Linked DNA regions of Homo sapiens: region 2 is linked to region 1. A link is an interaction called in ENCODE POLR2A ChIA-PET data of the cell type or tissue named here. Cell type or tissue: MCF 10A. All regions are shown on one strand.

The links. ChIA-PET counts read pairs that join two places held together with the same protein. Peaks named below come from ENCODE experiments on the same cell type or tissue, not always from the same donor. Only the 100,000 strongest peaks of a DNase experiment are listed, where the experiment ranks them.
Region 2: POLR2A ChIA-PET joins it to region 1 with 6 read pairs; 1 of 35 experiments calls an interaction of 5 or more read pairs at or near these places.

Annotation. Positions count from the first base shown.
Region 1 is chr18:46,323,510-46,326,009 of GRCh38, forward strand. No RefSeq gene overlaps it. Among named protein-coding and RNA genes, the nearest start is that of ARK2C, 9.3 kb to the right of the region's middle. In MCF 10A, no CTCF peak of the experiment used is centred here; a DNase peak (open chromatin) is centred at 1,262.
Region 2 is chr18:46,386,621-46,389,120 of GRCh38, forward strand. All of the region lies in intron 1 of ARK2C (arkadia (RNF111) C-terminal like ring finger ubiquitin ligase 2C), which reads left to right. It overlaps LOC105372095 (a long non-coding RNA gene), which reads right to left. Exons shown (of 4, transcript XR_007066354.1): 3 at 2,082-2,256; 4 at 1,483-1,681. Among named protein-coding and RNA genes, the nearest start is that of ARK2C, 54 kb to the left of the region's middle. RefSeq lists an enhancer at 545-1,045. In MCF 10A, no CTCF peak of the experiment used is centred here; DNase peaks (open chromatin) are centred at 981, 1,361 and 1,901.

The sequences.
Region 1 (2,500 bases):
AGACTACAGGCATGCATCACTACACCTGGCTAATTTTTTATTTTTGTAGAGATGGGGTCTTGCTATGTTGCTCAGGCTGGTCTTGAATTCCTGGTCTCAAGCCATCCTCAAGCCTGGGCCTCTGAAAGTTCTGGGATTACAGGCACCAGCCACTGCACACAGTCAGGATCTATCTTTTAAACAAGTTCTCCACAGGATTCTTATGCACACTGAAGTGTGAGAACCAGCCCCATAAGGACATGCATCCAGGGACTGCCCTGCACTGTTGGTGGATTTCTTTTTTTTTTTCTTTTTTGAGATGGAGTTTTGCTCCTGTTGCCCAGGCTGGAGTGCAATGGCACGATCTCGGCTCACCGCAACCTCCACCTCCCAGGTTCAAGCAATTCTCCTGCCTCAGCCTCCCGAGTAGCTGGGATTACAGGCATGCGCCATCATGCCCGGCTAATTTTGTATTTTTAGTAGAGATGGGGTTTCTCCATGTTGGTCAGGCTGGTCTCAAACTCCCGACCTCAGGTGATCCTCCTGCCTTGGCCTCCCAAAGTGCTGGGATTATGGGCGTGAGCCACTGTGCCCGGCCCTCTCTGTGGATTTCTACCAGTCACCTGCTTCCCCGACCAAGGAGGGAGTTACTGAGGGAAAATGAAGAAGTAAGGAATGAAATAAGGTCATGATGTCTCCCTTGCCTGCAGGGAAAGCCTAAATCATCACACCTGTCACATCTCGCTTGTTCAGTCTGCTCTTAGCATTCATTGAACACACTGGGGCCACTTCCCCATGTTTCCCCATCCTGCTTGCCTCTCCTTGTGCATTAAAGCAGTGCTTCTTCTTATGCACACAACTTACCCAGTTCCATAAACCTGAACAAAATCTTGTATCACAACCAAAACATGTCATCTCTGTCTTGGCCCACCTGGGGAGGAATCAGTGGTCATGTGATGATTTTACGCCTGACTGCAAGTAGGAGAGAGTGAGAGAGAGTTGCAAAATAACAACAGCTTCAGTGAGACTGCAATCTAATTATTTCCCATTTCAAAGAAGTCATAGGAGGCTGTCTGGGGTTGGTAGAGTAGCTTTATGAAATCATCCAGTATCCAGCCTCTTTCAAACATGCTTCCTCACTGTCTTTAGGGTGTACTTTCCTCCAGTCCTACATGGCTGTTCCAGTCCAGCCCTGCAATCCATCTTCCAGTTAGTGCAAATGATAAAGAGGTGGAGAAAGGCACAGCTCTTTGCCTTAAAGAACACTTCCTGGGAGTCACACATGAACTTCTGCTTACATCCCATTGCTCAGAATTAATCATGCCTGACTGCAAAGGAATCTGGGAAATGTAGTCTTTAATCCAGGTGGCCATATGCTGAACTAAAAGTCAGAGACTCTATTATCCAGAAAGAAGTGAGGAATAGATAACAGGGCCTGCTAGCATTCCCTGCGACACCTTGGCAGCCTACCCCAGTTGCAGGTTTGCCTTGGTAAGCCCAATATTTGAGCTGATTTATGAATATATGAAACTGTCTCATGTCCAATAAGAGCAAAATCAGACAGCATGTGGAAAAGTCAGTAGAAGTTAGAATCAGATAACTACAAAAGGATTAAGAGGAAAGTTTAGCTTTTCAGAGATGAGTACATGTGATTCATTTGAATGGTGTCGTTTGGATTTAAGAATGACTGGATTAGAGACCACCACTGAAATCTTAACGTCATCATAAGGAAAAGAGTGCCTGCAGAACATTCTTTTCCCTGGTTAAAAAGGTCAGGTGTTGGTCGAGTGTGGTGGTTCATGTCTGTAATCTCAGTACTTTGGGAGGCTGAGGTGGGAGGATTACTTGAGGCCAGGAGTTGGAGAACAGCCTAGGCAACATAGTGAGACCCTGTCTCTACAAAACAAAAGAATTTTGTTTTTTTTTTTAAATTAGCTGGGCGCTGTGGTGCACCTCTGTAGTTCCAACTACGTAGGAAGCTGAAGTGGGAGGATCACTTGAGCCTGGAAGATCGAGGCTGCAGTGAACCATGATCAAGCCACTGCAGTCCAGCCTGGGTGACAGAGTGAGACTCTGTCTCAAAAACAAAGCAGCAGAACAAAAACAAAAAACAGATCAGGCATGTCATTGGTTCCTCCTTGGCCCTGCATTCAGGATCAATGTGCCATTCCTAAGCCTGACTTTCAATCCCACCTGATTTCCCAGCCCCTAGAATCTACCCCCACCTTTGTTCATGTTGTGCCTAGATGGTAGATTACTTTTCCTGACACTTCACTCTGATGCTCAGAATCCCCCGGTGCTCCCCACTGCGTACCAGAGAAACTTCTGGTTTCTTCACCAGGTGTGCCCACACACACTCTTTGTTCCCATCACATTAATTCATGTTTCCTTAACTCACCCTGGATCTCCGTGTGAGCTGTCACTTTGGGCATGTCCTAAGAGGCTTTGCAGGTGTCCACTTGCCACGCAGGAAAAGGACATGTCCTGGCCAGCGGAAAAAGGATGAAAGATGTGGGTCAGA
Region 2 (2,500 bases), 63 kb after region 1:
TAAGTGCTCATTTCATTCCAACCATGTAGATAGCTATAGAGTAGTGAACAAAACAGGATCTTTTCCCTGTCCCTGGCAGCTGTCCTTTCAGTGGAGATTCTCTTTCTGGGACATGGTGCTGTCTTTATAGGTAGGAAGAACTGGGGAGCTGGACATGCGGCTCTCAGAGGAACATTTTGTTTTCACTTCTCATCACTTCCTCCTTCCTTCTTCCCACAGCAGACAGGATTTAGGCCATTTTGGGAGTCCCCCACTTTCTGATTTCTAGTACCTTTGGCATCATGGGCAGTGTTTGGGTGGCGGAGGAGCAGCTACTCCTTTTGGCGGGGGACACTGACATTCCTGGGCACTGCTGCGTGCCGCTGCTGAACCAGGCACTTGGCCAACATTCTCTTCTAATTCATTCCTCACACAGTTCTGAGGGGCAGTAGACAGGCTGGGTAAAGAGGCTGAGGAGAGTGCGCCAGGCCAGGGAAGCAGTGATTTTTGGTGGTCTCACAGCAGTGACACTCTGACATAGCTTGTCAACAGAGGGCTACAGTCTGTCCAGCTTAGCAGACAAGTTTCTTCATGGCTTGTTCTCAAACTTCAACGTCCAGCTGAGGCATGCATAAAAAAAGGCAGATAACCAGGCCCCACCTCCAGAGAGTCCCATTCAGCAAGTGGGTGAGGGGGTTGGGGATCTGCATTGAAACAAGCCCCCATCCTCCATGATTCCAGTGCAGAGCTTGGGGAACCACTCTGAAGTAAGGAAAGCAGCTTTTCCTTTGGACAGTGCAGGCCTTTGGGAGTGAATCCAGTACAAAAACAGCATTAGCTCTGAGGACAAGAAATGTGTACAGAACTTGCAATATTCCAGGACTAGGGGAGAAACTTGTCCCAACTTTAGTGCCAAATTCCCCTCCAGGCTGTGCAAAATGTGGAAGTCCCTGTGCTTCCCGGCACCACCTGGGTGTAGCTCTGGAGGGCATGAAGCAAGAAAAACATTCCCCACTTGGAAGAAGTCCAGAGCTGGGCATACAGACCCGTGGAGGGTGCAAGGGCCCCTGAATGGGAACAGACCAGAAACCACAGATAGCTTCAGTTTGGAAGTCAAACGCTGGGACGGGAGAAGCTTCTAGTCTTCATCATCGAGGACTGCTGAAATCCCAGGGTCAGCTCAGGGATCTGTGTGCACCCAAAGCAGCCTCTTGAAGCAGAAGCTGACCTTAGGGGTTATTTAGTTACAGGGACAGCCAGTGCAGGGCAACGCAGGCTGCCAGTCCAGCTCTTAGGACTGGGGCAGTCACGCCTAATCAACCGTGGCAGCTGTTCCTTCAAGCCTACAGGCAGCATCAGAATTCCTCTGAACAATCCCCACAGGCTGGGGATTTCCAAGATTCAAGCTGGCACTTGCGTTCCAAGCAGGCCTCTTTGCCATTCCCCATCTAGATGAACACCCTTATTTGACACACAAAGAGTATAAAGCTGAGAGAGAGAAAGTGGCTTACTGAAGGTTACATGTTTATTTGGGATTACAGCTGGGAGGTGAAGGGAGATAGCTACATAGTAAGATGGCATTTTCAAGGGGTGTTTGGGTTCCCTGGCTAAGTAAGTTGGAGAAATCCTGTATGTAATACCACCTCTAACTCGAAGATTCACCACTCATACAGTATGCAAAAGACTTGGAAAGGTTGCAAACCTGGAGAAGTTGGCAGGAAACAAAACAAAACAAAACAAAAACCTTGTTTAACTTTTTCAACTTTATAATGTTTCCATGCACTTCTTAGATACATTTGATCCTGGGACCCTTCAGTGACCTAGCAGCTGCTCAATCCTGTGGAACAATTTGTTCCTGAAACACATGTTGGGACCTGCACGTTTAGCAGGAGATCGGGCAGCAAGACACACACAACTCTGTTTTTGTGGTGCACCTTGGCCATGATCAAGGGCGCAGGAAGCACACGGGGTTGGCACTGAACCAAGCTGCCCTCAATTGGGATCTGGGGAGCGATGGACCTCTGTGACTTCTTTTCACTCGGGAGGTTTAGGTTCCTCAAGACATGAAGAAGGGGCTTGGGGCTGGGCATGGGTTTACTCACCAATCCTAGACAACAGGAAAAAGCAGCTTTTTCAGAAGGTGGGCTCAGGATAAATCAAAGCAATTTCCATTTCCCGAGTGAGGGGTAAACGTAGAGAACTCAGAGGTGTGTTTTTGTGGAGAGGTGGGTGTGGGTGAAAATTTCACACCCCACTTAGGGGCAGTTAAAAACAGACCTAAGAACACAGAGATAAAGAAAAAAAAAGACACGAAACATTGAAGCAATTGCCATGAAGCTCATGTACTTAACTCTGTGGCTGTTTATTGGATTTCTTTAATAGCTTATTGACTCTCGGTTCACGAGGAATTCTACCAGAATCAGGGTCCTATCTTGGCTCAAGGTCCACAACAGATTGGGAACAACTATTGGAGGGGGAAGACAGGCTTAGGGACCACAGAGCAGATAGCTGAGAGGAGTGG